2 separate regions of the Homo sapiens genome follow, and region 2 is linked to region 1. A link is a loop called in an ENCODE intact Hi-C map of the cell type or tissue named here. Cell type or tissue: ovary. All regions are shown on one strand. Each heading gives the region's core, and the rest is flanking DNA. Links, peaks and the distances in the headings are about the cores only.

Region 1 (2,905 bases), core at 39-2,538:
TATGGATATAGGCAAGAAACCACAGTAGAATCAGCAGAACTTGTGACTTTGTCACCAACAGAAATCACAGATATTTTCATACCACATGATATGTTGTAGCTATCTCAAGACATTGTTTCTATTCATCACTACTTTGAAATTCTGGGAGTCCTTAGATCACTGCTAGATCTTAATATTTCATGCATCAAGGAACACATATATTACTATATTACAATTTTTAAATATTTCAGTATAATCAATTTCTTCCTATGTAACACAGCATACCTTATTTTATGCGTTTAAATACGTAGGCTTCACCAGACTACCAAAGATTAAGAAAAAGGTTAAGAACCTTTGCTTAAAGGAAATGCTACCTTAGAGCTCTGTTAGCCTCTCATTCACTAATTTGCCATGGATCATAAATTAATATAATGCAGATTTTTTTTGAAGCCTAGCAAAGGAAGTTTAGCTTTTAAAGCATTGAAAGGACGTCTTATCACTAAGGGATTCCCATAGATTTAATAACAAAAATGGTACTATAGGAAGTATATTGATTTGATCTTCTGCATTTTCTGGATAAAAGGATGTATGCAGAACCTTTCAGCTGTCATTAAACAAAAACAAGAGCTAATGCATAAGGCAGCTCATGAAACTTATTCAAGACTGTAAATAATTGATAGGCTGAGCTTGTGGTGGTGCTGCTTCATACATCCTTAATTGATTAAACATTTTTTGAGTGTTGAAGTTAATGGTAAAAATAATAGCCAACAGTTGGGAATGTCATTTTTCCAGTATTTCTTCAATTAGGGTAATGTACATTAAACACAGACTTTTACGTCCTCTGACCACTAAAGTTATGGAATCCATATTAGGAAAATTCAAGTTTGGAAGTTTGAGGCTTTTAGAAATATGAGAAGTGTTATTTAAGCAAATTTAAAATTTTACATTATCACCGCGAGCAGAAAATGCAAGGGTTTGTGTAGAATATTTTGTCTTTTTGGAAGTAATGCTGCAGAGATACTTAAGCCAAGAAAAATGTTGCCATTTTTTGTTTTCTTTTCTGCAGGTATTGAACGGGCTGAGCTTTTCATGATGGTTCCTGCTGACCTGGAAACATCTTAAATGGAAGGTTAGCTTCTATGAGTCACTGATACTCTTTTTATTGCTATTTCTAAATTTCCTTGGCTTGAAAATTACTTCTGCTTTGCAGAAATTATCTGCTTGCAGCTGTGGATAATTTATAACAATCTCTGGTGAAACCTCAGAAAAGAGATATGCTTTTGTCTTAGATGGATGTCAGCAGCTGCTGCAGAACCCGGTGAAAACACCCCCCGGGTAGCACGAGGCTCTGCGAGCCGTAACTCCGACAAACGCAGAACTTCTTGAGGCTTTCTTCTTCTAAGGAGTATGACACAGTTAAAAAGGAAAAAAGAACCACAAGCAAAACAGTTGCCAGTGAAATAGGAGAGGGAGCTCTTTAAACAAGGCTGGCTGCAGCTGGCCTCCGCCGCTCATCTGCAGGGCGTGAGCGCTTGGTCCATGCAGTGAAGCTCTTCCAACCTGGGTCAACGAAAACGGAGAAGAAATGGCCCAAGAAATAGATCTGAGTGCTCTCAAGGAGTTAGAACGCGAGGCCATTCTCCAGGTCCTGTACCGAGACCAGGCGGTTCAAAACACAGAGGAGGAGAGGACACGGTAGGCTGCCCTTCCCGGGGGGTCACTTTGGGTGTTTAGCTTTCTCTGCTTGGGGCCTGCCACTCCGTCGCCAATGCTGTTTGCTTACAAATCACTACCCACCTGCTGCTGGGCTTCGTGCCTGAGAAGGGTCCTAACGAAGGTCTGTTGGTGGAGATGATCCTCCTTATGTAACTAAACGTAGAGGACGCTCAGGAGGAGGAGGGAGGCCGCTCTTGTTATTCATTTAAAACGGTGCCTTTGGGCGGTAAGTTTGCTGTCTGCCATCTGCTTGTCTGTTTGCCGACTTCGTGGGAATCATTCAAGGGACATTTTCAGGCTTCCAGTTTACCCCTTCTTTAAGGAAAGACCTCCAGTTAAGGGTTTTCCTACCTCATTTTTGACGGTGCCGGGAGGTGTAAAGAAAAGCAAAGAAAGAGGCTCACAAGCAGCAACTCTGATGGAATCCAGCCCTGTCTTTTTTTCTTTGCTCGCTTTTGCTTCCCAGCTGGCTTTGAGGAAGGGGGAGCATAAAATATGAACCTGCTTAGCCTGTTTCCTGACCGCTTTGCCAACAGGGAACTCTTCCCTGTCTGTCTCTAAGCTGCACGGGCCGTTTGATATGGGTCAGCATTTAGAAAAGCGTGCTGAACTCTAGCAGAGCAGTGTTCCGCCTTAGCTGTCAAGATCCATCTTTAAACAGGTTGGCGCTTGTTTATCAATGTCTATGGAGGAAGTGAGGGTTTGGTTTCTAATGGCAGAACACATTAGAAAACAAAACTTTGGACAACCAAATGCTTGAGGAGTGAGGAGAATTTTCTGGTATAGTATTCTTCATCCTCCCTGTTATTTCAAAGCTTTCTAAGTGCACTTGTAAACTTTCTTCCATTAAAAACTATAATACAGTCTGGGCGTGGTGGCTCACGCCTGTCATCCCAGCACTTTGGGAGGTTGAGGCGGGCGGATCACCTGAGGTCAGGAGTTTGAGACCAGCCTGGCCAACATAGTGAAACCCTGTCTCTACTAAAAATACAAAAATTAGCCGGGCGGTGGCAGGTGCCTGTAATCCCAGCTACTCAGGAGGTTGAGACAGGAGAATCCCTTGAACCTGGGAGGTGGAGTTTGCAGTGAGCTGAGATCGCGCCACTGCACTCCAGCCTGGGCAATAGAGCAAGCCTCTGTCTCAAACCAACAACAAAAAAACGAAAACAAAAACTATAATACAGTGAGAAAAGTGAAATTTTATTTGATG
Region 2 (2,905 bases), core at 158-2,657, 130 kb before region 1:
AAAAAAAAATACTGAGGCCGGGCGCGGTGGCTCACGCCTGTAATCCCAGCACTTTGGGAGGCCGAGGCGGGTGGATCATGAGGTCAGGAGATCGAGACCATCCTGGCTAACAAGGTGAAACCCCGTCTCTACTAAAAATACAAAAAATTAGCCGGGCACGGTGGCGGGCGCCTGTAGTCCCAGCTACTCGGGAGGCTGAGGCAGGAGAATGGCGTGAACCCGGGAAGCGGAGCTTGCAGTGAGCCGAGATTGCGCCACTGCAGTCCGCAGTCCGACCTGGGCGACAGAGCGAGACTCCGTCTCAAAAAAAAAAAATACTGAGATGATTAAACACAAATGCTCATGTTAATGAATTAAGGCTAAAACCTAACTGTGCGCAATGCAAGATGATCAGCAGTTATGGGAAGATGTGCAAGCCCTGATAGGGAGCCTGGCTAGCATACAAAAGCTGTTCCAAAATGTAAAGGGAGGGAATAAAAATACAGAGCAAGGAAGAGTGGGTGGAGTGACAGAGTAGGCACAGACAGCAGGAAACATGGGAATGCTGAGACCACTGGCACCTGAGTGGTCATTAGACTTGCCTGTGGAGTTTGGACAAATACAGATTCCTGGGATCGATATTCCACAATTATTTAGGTTCAATTGTGTAGGTTTTGTCCCTAAAAGTAAGAGGTTTCCCCCAGTGCAGGCAGGATCAACCTTGCGTGGAAACCTGCCCTGGGTTCAGTTGGAAATGCACTAACATCGTCTGGAAAGACTGTTTTTCCACCTATTATTGGAAAAATTCACAAGAGGAGATCACACCACGCTTTGGAGAAGCCATTCCGTAGAAGACGTGTTAACTGGTTAACTATAGTTTGCACACTAGTGTTGAGCTTGTAGAAGGTGAGAAACTCCTCTGCCTAGACTTTTTTTGGTGGTTTTAGTACATGTGGGAAGAAGCACCTCACTTGGACACACTTCATTTAAAAATAATATTTATTATGACTATAACCCTAATGGGCTTAGTTTTAAATGTTTCTGCATTCGGCCAAGTGGAGCCCAAGAAGCCAGAAGTCGCCCGCGGGAGCTGTCCGCGGTGCTGAACGCGGTAGCCGGCTTCAGCCTTTGACCTCCCCAGCAGGAAAGGGCCTTCGGTCCGCCCCCAAGCACCATTTTCCTTCGTGCTCCCACCTCCAGTGTCTTCCCTTCCCAGCGCTGCCAATGGCGAGGGCGGCACTGAGATTTTTGTCCTGGGCGGCAGACGACCTTGTGTTGCACTTCCTCCCCCGCCTTCTGCCTCTCCCGGGGCGGCGGCGGATGGGCGCGGAGGCGGATGGGCGCGGCTCCCTCCCCCACTCAGGCCTCTTCACGGGGCGGGGGGCCGGGTCCCCCAGCCCCCACCCGCGCCGTGTCCAGCTCCTCGCGTGCTCGCGGCGGAGCCCTGAGCGCACTGGGTCCGAGTCCTGCGCGCCCCCTCACCACCTCCCCCGCACCTGCTCCTCCTCCTCGGTCCCGCCCAGCGCGCCAGCAGCCCGATCCCCAGTGCTGGGAGAAGAGAGGGGGCGCAGGCGGCGACACAAAGGGTGGAGCGGCGGGACCGGGACCCGGGAGGCTGCGCGGCATGGACGCCGAGTACCCTGCCTTTGAGCCCCCGCTCTGCAGCGAGCTCAAGCACCTGTGCCGGCGGCTGCGGGAAGCGTACCGCGAGCTCAAGGAGGACCTCACGCCCTTCAAGGATGACCGCTACTACAGGTGGGCGCGGCGCGGGCAGCGGCGGGGCGGCCGGAGGCTTCCGGGCCGCAGTCCCCTCCGGGACCCCGGCGCGCCCCGGCCTTGGCCTGGTCCCGCCGACGGCCGCCTCCGCCGGCCGGGCGCGGAGCCTACGGATGGGGACGGGGTCGGGGCGGGGATCTGGGAGGGACCAGGAAGGGGACGGGGAGCAGGGATACTGGCAGCGGCGGGCAGGTTCCTGGATTCAGGGCAGCCCGGCGCCCCCGGGCGAAGGGCCGATTTCCGTTCAGCTGAAACCCAAGCCGAGGCTCCCGCCTCCCCGGAAAGGAGCTGCGGGTTGTGGCTCCTCCCTGCGCCCCGCGTCGTTCTCCCCCCGCGCCCGCCTCGCCGCCCCCGCTCGGGCCTCACGCGGCGCAGTCTGGGGAGGCGACCGCGCGCGCTGCGGCGTCGGGAGGAGGGTCTTGGCCGCAGCTCTGAGCGCCCTAGGCTTTGCAGGACGCCTCGGAGGCGGGGGCGCCGCCAAGGGCTGGGGGCGGATGGGCGCGGCGGGGAAGACGCGGCGGGGCGCCATGCGGGGACACGGCGCCTGGGAGCGGCTGTGTGGAACTTGTTTGCGTTCATCTCTGTCTCCCTCTTCAGCGGCCTAGGGGAGAGCGGTGGGGACTGCAGACCCTGGCGCCGGCCCCCGCCCCCTTCCTCTCTGCGCTCTGCAGTTCGGAGGGGAAGGAAAGTCTGTTCACCGCCAATGGCCGATTTACCCAAAGGCTTGGCGGTGTCGGGACAGGACCCTATCGCGAGTCGGTAGAAAGCTCCCTCACCCCCCCACCTCAACCTTCCCCATCTGTTAAATGGGAAGTCTGAACCAGAAGGTCTCAGAAAGCTGAGGTTTAATCATGATTTACTCACTCTGTGCTAAGGATGGCGAGGGTGTCGCACTGCTATGGGGAACGGGTGGTCATTTTTCTAAGACCTATCCTGTACTCATCATAGGTACCTGCTCAGAAAAAGGCGTGTCACACTTATCCTCACATCTGTTAAAAAACCTAATGCCTTCCCACGGGCTAATCAGCAACGCAGCGGGACCGTGGTCATGGTTACTGAGTGAAAAAGCCCATTTTAAACAAATGTAAAAAATCATGTGATGTAGCTTTGGGGCGAGCCTGGAAATCTGTCTAATGCAGCCTCCTGGAAG

Evidence for each region. Hi-C counts contacts between places; a loop is a spot of excess contacts. Peaks named below come from ENCODE experiments on the same cell type or tissue, not always from the same donor. Only the 100,000 strongest peaks of a DNase experiment are listed, where the experiment ranks them.
Region 2: a loop joins it to region 1, with 2.3 times the contacts of the local background. A loop is called at or near these places in 1 of 110 quality-filtered maps.

Annotation. Positions count from the first base shown.
Region 1 is chr6:158,661,705-158,664,609 of GRCh38, forward strand. SYTL3 (synaptotagmin like 3) reads left to right here. Exons shown (of 18, transcript NM_001242394.2): 4 at 1,046-1,674. The coding sequence starts at 1,565. Among named protein-coding and RNA genes, the nearest start is that of SYTL3, 13 kb to the left of the region's middle. In ovary, for the core only: no CTCF peak of the experiment used is centred there; a DNase peak (open chromatin) is centred at 1,536; H3K4me3 peaks cover 631 bases; H3K27ac peaks cover 972 bases.
Region 2 is chr6:158,535,132-158,538,036 of GRCh38, forward strand. It overlaps a transcript of TMEM181 not described here. Among named protein-coding and RNA genes, the nearest start is that of TMEM181, 24 kb to the right of the region's middle. RefSeq lists an enhancer at 1,946-2,240. In ovary, for the core only: no CTCF peak of the experiment used is centred there; a DNase peak (open chromatin) is centred at 1,106; H3K4me3 peaks cover 1,370 bases.